Linked DNA regions of Homo sapiens: region 1 is linked to region 2. A link is an interaction called in ENCODE POLR2A ChIA-PET data of the cell type or tissue named here. Cell type or tissue: GM12878. All regions are shown on one strand. Each heading gives the region's core, and the rest is flanking DNA. Links, peaks and the distances in the headings are about the cores only. Region 1 holds the start of LOC107985221 (a long non-coding RNA gene). Region 2 overlaps SDHC (succinate dehydrogenase complex subunit C).

Evidence for each region. Peaks named below come from ENCODE experiments on the same cell type or tissue, not always from the same donor. Only the 100,000 strongest peaks of a DNase experiment are listed, where the experiment ranks them.
Region 1: POLR2A ChIA-PET joins it to region 2 with 10 read pairs; 8 of 35 experiments call an interaction of 5 or more read pairs at or near these places.

Annotation. Positions count from the first base shown.
Region 1 is chr1:161,290,265-161,293,176 of GRCh38, forward strand. LOC107985221 (a long non-coding RNA gene) reads right to left here and starts at 1,068. Exons shown (of 2, transcript XR_001738270.2): 1 at 424-1,068; 2 at 1-152. In GM12878, for the core only: a CTCF peak has its summit at 1,461 (motif pointing left); a DNase peak (open chromatin) is centred at 1,472.
Region 2 is chr1:161,355,280-161,358,191 of GRCh38, forward strand. It overlaps SDHC (succinate dehydrogenase complex subunit C), which reads left to right. Exons shown (of 6, transcript NM_003001.5): 5 at 1,398-1,561. Among named protein-coding and RNA genes, the nearest start is that of CFAP126, 11 kb to the right of the region's middle. RefSeq lists a silencer at 1,432-1,630. In GM12878, for the core only: no CTCF peak of the experiment used is centred there; no DNase peak of the experiment used is centred there.

The DNA of each region.
Region 1 (2,912 bases), core at 271-2,770, 65 kb before region 2:
GCAGTGGGAGTGGCTTCTGGCAGCTTCCTTGTCCCTGCTGTGCTCGGTCCCTGAAAACTTGCCCTCACAGGAATCACTCTCCAGTGAGCTGCTGTCTTCCTTCATCATCTTCTCTGCAAATGTAGCTCCTCTGCTGTCTGTGCCTCTGAAAACTGAGGGTGGGGGTCAGGAGGTTTGCTTTTTTTTTTTTTTTTGAGACAGAGTCTGGCTCTGTCGCCCAGGCTGGAGTGCAGTGGTGTGATCTCAGCTCACTGCAAGCTCCGCCTCCCGGGTTCAAGCGATTCTCCTGCCTCAGCCTCCCAAGCAGCTGGGACTACAGGCACCCGCCACCAGGCCTGGCTAATATTTTGCATTTTTGTTGAGATGGGGTTTCACCGTGTTAGCCAGGATGGTCTCAATCTCCTGACCTCATGATCCGCCCACCTCGGCCTTCCAAAGTGCTGGGATTACAGGCATGAGCCACCGCGCCTGGCCTGAGGTTTGCTTTTTGTGTAAGATGGTGCCTTTCCTTCTGGTTGTTTAGGTGGCAGCTTTGACTCCAGATCTACAAAGGCAGAGATTCACAGTCCACAGATAATTAGAAAGTCAGCCTGTTCACTAGGGTGCAGGAAGAGCTTCCTCATTCCTTTGTTGGCTCTTTCTCTCCTGCAGTCATCGGGTTAGGGTGAACCCTTCCTCTCAGCATCATGCTTCAATCATCATCATCATCATCATCATCATCATGGTCATCATCATCATAGGCTTTCCTTACTCACCAATCCACATGAAGCAAAGGGAGCCACCCCCACTAGATCACTTGAGAGTATCCTTACCTGCACATAACTCTTTGTTGGCTCAGGTTACATGAGACTTAGGATCTTCAGTGATGCTCACCCCCAAGTTGGGGTGATTCCTCAGCCTTATGCTACCTACAGAATATGAATGGTGATGATAATAGTAATATCTAAGATTTGTAAGTAGTTGTGTGTCAGATCCCATTCTAAGCACGTTTACATATATTAACTCATTTAATTCTTGCTGCTTTATGACATAGATACTATTATTATCCCCATTTTATAAATGAAGAAACTGAGGCACATAAATATTAAATAACCTGCCCAAAACAAATAAATGTTTGAGCTAGGACCAGAACTCAGGCAGTCTGGCTCCAGAATCTGAGCCCTTTGTATTACCCTGATAAGGGGCTAGATAAGTGAAGGGCAATAGATTGGTTGTCAAGAATGTTGTCCAGCCTAGCTTATAGGGCAGAGCTTCCCTTAGCTGAGCTCAGGCATATCCACTTGGTCCCTCATAACCTAGACAGGTAAAATCTGTACCTTCTCTGGTCCCTCATCCTTCCAGGGAAGAACCAGTGAGTAGGTGTGGATATCCTGAAGCTAAGCTAAACTCTCCTCTTAACTCATGGGAAGGCCCTAGGCCTCATTTATTCTTCTAAATCAGTTCTCAACAACAGGGTGCACTGCCCTCTAGGGGATGTTTTGGGTATCTGTGGGGGGATTTTTTTTAGTTGTCACTGTGTGTGTGTGTGTGTGTGTGTGTGTGTGTGTGTGTGTGTGTGTGTGTTGGGGTGGGGGGTGAGGTGGTGATGGTGGTGGTGAAGGTTCCTGGTATTTAGGAGCCAAGGATGCTAGACAATACTGCAATGACCATTGTGTGTGTGTGTGTGTGTGTGTGTGTGTGTGTGTGTGTGTATTGGGGTGGGGGGTGGGGTGGTGATGGTGGTGGTGAAGGATCCTGGTATTTAGGAGCCAAGGATCCTAGACAATACTGCAATGACCAGGACAGTGCTGCACAAAAAAGAATTGTCCCACATCTCACATGACTTTTAAAAGCCCCATTGGAGGCCAGGCGCCATGGCTCACACCTGTAATCCCAGCACTTTGGTAGGCCGAGGCGGGCGGATCACCTGAGGTCAGGAGGTCGAGACCAGCCTGGCCAGCATAGTGAAACCCCATTTCTACTAAAAATACAAAAATTAGCTGGGCATGGTGGTGGGAGCATGTAATTCCAGCTACTCGGGAGGCTGAGGCAGGAGAATTGCTTGAACCTGGGAGGCGGAGGCTGCAGTGAGCTGAGATCGTGCCACTGCACTCCGGCCTGGGCGACAGAGCAAGACTTTGTCTTTAAAAAAATAAATAAATAAAAATCCAAAAATTAGTTGTCCATGCTTGCGTGCACCTGTAGTCCCAGATACTCGGGACGCTGACGCAGGAGAATCGCTTGAACCAGGGAGGCGGAGGTTGTAGTGAGCTGGGATCGCACCACTGCACTCCAGCCTGGGTGACAGAATGAGACTCCATCTAAAAAAAAAAAAGTCCCATTGGATATTAATTTAGGTAAATAAAGCCTGTTATAACCAGAAGGAGCCTGGAACACAACTCCATTTTACATATAAATGCAAAGTATTTTTGTCATTGTTTTAGACCCTGAATTTCCAAGAAATACAAGTAATGTGTAGATTGAAGGGACATCATAATTTTTGTTCAGAACTTTACCAAGAGTTGTTTGCCATTTCAGGAATCCATGTCATAAGACAATGCTATCTGTGGTATTTGAGTCTCTAATACCTACCTATCAGTTTGCATGTATTACTGTTGCATTCACAGCAGTTTTTTTTTGTTTGTTTTTGAGACTGTCTTGCTCTGCCTCCCAGGCTGGAGTGCAGTGGCAGCATCTCGGCTCACTACAGCCTCCATCTCCTGGGCTCAATTGATCCTCCCGCCTCAGCCTCACAAGTAGCTGGGACTACAGGCATGTGCCACCACACCCAGCTAGTTTTTGTATGTTTTGTAGAGAAGGGGGTATCGCCACATTGCCCAGGCTGGTCTTGAACTCCTGGGCTCAAGTGATCCGCCTAATAAAAATTAGCCGGGCATGGTGGTGCTTGCCTGTAGTCCCAGCTACTCGTGAGG
Region 2 (2,912 bases), core at 209-2,708:
TTGGAAAGATGTCTATTCAGATCCATTTGTCATTTTATTGATTGAGTTGTAAGAGTTTTTTATGTATTCTGGATAAAAGTCCTCCATGATTTGCAAATATTTTCTCCCATTCCTTTGAGTTGTCTTTTCACTTTCTTGATGGTATTATTTGCAGCACAAAAGTTAGTAATTTTGATGAAATCCAATTCATCTGTTTTTTCTTTTGTCATTTATGATTTTGGTGTCATCTGTGAAACCACTGCCTAATCCAAGATCATGAAGATTTATTTCTATGCTTTCTACTAAGAGTTTTATAGTTTTAGTTCTAGCATTTAGGTCTCTAATTCATTTTAATTTAAATTTTTGTGTAATAGAGATTTGAATGATTTAAAATTTTTCCTCTCTTCAGAGGTAGCAACACTAGAAGATAAAGATAAAAAAAGGGCCAGGCGCAGTGGCTCATGCTGGTAATCCCAGCGCTTTGGGAGGCTGAGGTGGGCGAATCACTTGAGGCCAGGAGTTTGAGACCAGCCTGGCCAACATGGCAAAACCCTGTCTCTACTAAAAATGCAAAAATTAGCGAGGCATGGTGGCATGCATCTATAAGGCCAGCTACCTGGGAGGCTGAGGCACAAGAATGGCTTGAACCCAGGAGGCGGAGGTTGCAGTGAGCTGAGATCACGCTTACTGCACTCTAGCCTGGGCAACAGAGCGAGACTCTGTCTCAAAAAAAAAAAAAAAAAAAAGAGAACCTAATTTTTTTTCTGACTCTTCTCTGGACTGAGTACACTGTTTTTACCTTTTCTTAGTTAGATGATGAACTAGATGATATAGCAAGGCTTGATGTCTAAACTGGCAAGTGAAGTTTTTATAGAGACGGATGTTGAAAGGAGGAATAACATACTAAAACATATGGCACATTTAGTTTATGATGAGATCCCAAGTAGTCTGTCTCCCATCATAAACTTGAACATGAGTTTAAATCTTCTCCTTTTCAAGGCCGGGTGCAGTGGCTCACACCTGTAATCTCAGCACTTTGGGAGGCAAAGGTGGGCAGATCACTTGAGGTCAGGAGTTCGAGACCAGCCTGGCCAACTTGGTGAAACCCTGTCTCTACTAAAAATACAAAAATTAGCTGGGCGTTGTGGTGGGCACCTGTCATCCCCACTACTCAGGAGGCTGAAGCAGGAGACTCGCTTGAACTTGGGAGGTGGAGGTTGCAGTGAGCCAAGATTGCACCACTATACTCCAGCCTGGGTGACAGAATGAGACTCTGTCTCAAGAAAAAAAGAAAACAAAAATCTTCTCCATTTCAAAATGGTTTAGAATTGTATGAGGTGCCAGGGGTCCCAGTTTTATGTATCATATTAGTTGTAACTTATGAGCAGCTGTGACAAGCTACTTGGTTTTCTCCTCAGGGGTCTCTCTTTTTGGCATGTCGGCCCTGTTACTCCCTGGGAACTTTGAGTCTTATTTGGAACTTGTGAAGTCCCTGTGTCTGGGGCCAGCACTGATCCACACAGCTAAGTTTGCACTTGTCTTCCCTCTCATGTATCATACCTGGAATGGGATCCGACACTTGGTAAGTTAATTCGGGATTTGCACATTTTCTCTGTGAAGGGAGTGGGGAGACTGGGAGGATTCTTTCCTTCATTACTGGGTTTAGTGCTGTTCTTTTTTTTTTTTCCCAAGAGTGGAGTCTCGCTCTATTGCCCAGGCTGGAGTGCAGTGGTGCGATCTCAGCTCACTGCAACTTCTGCCTCCTGGGTTCAAGAGATTCCTGTGCCTCAGCCTCTTAAGTAGTTGGCGTTATAGACGCATGCCACCACTCCTGGTTTTTGTATTTTTAGTAGAGATGGGGTTTCACCATGTTGGCCAGGCTGGTCTCAAACTCCTGGCCTTAAGTGATCCGCCTGCCTAAGCTTCCCAAAGTGCTAGGATTATAGGCGTGAGCCACCGCGCCCAGCTAGTGCTGTTCTTAAGGTTAGTTGTGACTCAGAGTCCTCTTGGGGAAAGCCAGACAAGTTCACAAGTTCCCCTGTGTGTTACCTGGCAGTCCTGCTGGTGGTGTAGCTGAGCAATGGTATAGGCCTCACAGATACTTGCAGGGTCTCATTGGGAACTCTTCCTTTTTTAATTTAATTTAATTTTATTTTTTGAGACAAAGTCTCGCTCTGTCTCCCAGGCTGGGGTGCAGTTGGCGCGATCTTGGGTCACTGCAAACTCCACCTCTTGGGTTCAAGAGATTCTCCTGCCCCAACCTCCCGAGCAGCTGGGACTACAGGCGCCTCCCACCACGCCCGGCTAATTTTTTGTATTTTTAGTAGAGATGGGGTTTCCCCATGTTAGCCAGGCTGGTCTCAAACTCCTGACCTTGTGATCCACCCCTCTCAGCTTCCCAAAGTGCTAGGATTACAGACGTGAGCCACTGTGCCCTGCTGAACTCTTCATTTTTAAGAGGGATATTTAAAAGAGATCCCTGAAGGCATAGAATGCATGTTTATGACATAAATATTAATTGGTACCTATTTATGTGTCAGGTACTGTTGTAGACACTGGGGATTCAGTTATGAGCTAGATAACCATTGTTGCTGCTTTCATTCTTCCGTTCCTGTTGACCCAGAGTAGTGCTTCTGACAGGACTCAAATAGATTACCTTTTCTTATCTACACATTATATTGCATTTCTGTTTTGAGATGTTGGACAGAATTGGGCCAACTTTAATAGAAACTGGGTGCCAAGAATTCCAGGTTTCAATATTGAGGTTAGGAATCTTTTTTTTTTTTTTTTTTTTTTGAGACAGAGTCTTGCTCCATTGCCCAGGCTGGAGTGCAATGGTGCAATCTCAGCTCACTGCAACCTCCACCTCCCAGGTTCAAGTGATTCTCCTGCCTTAGCCTCCCAAGTAGCTGAGATTACAGGTGCCCACAACC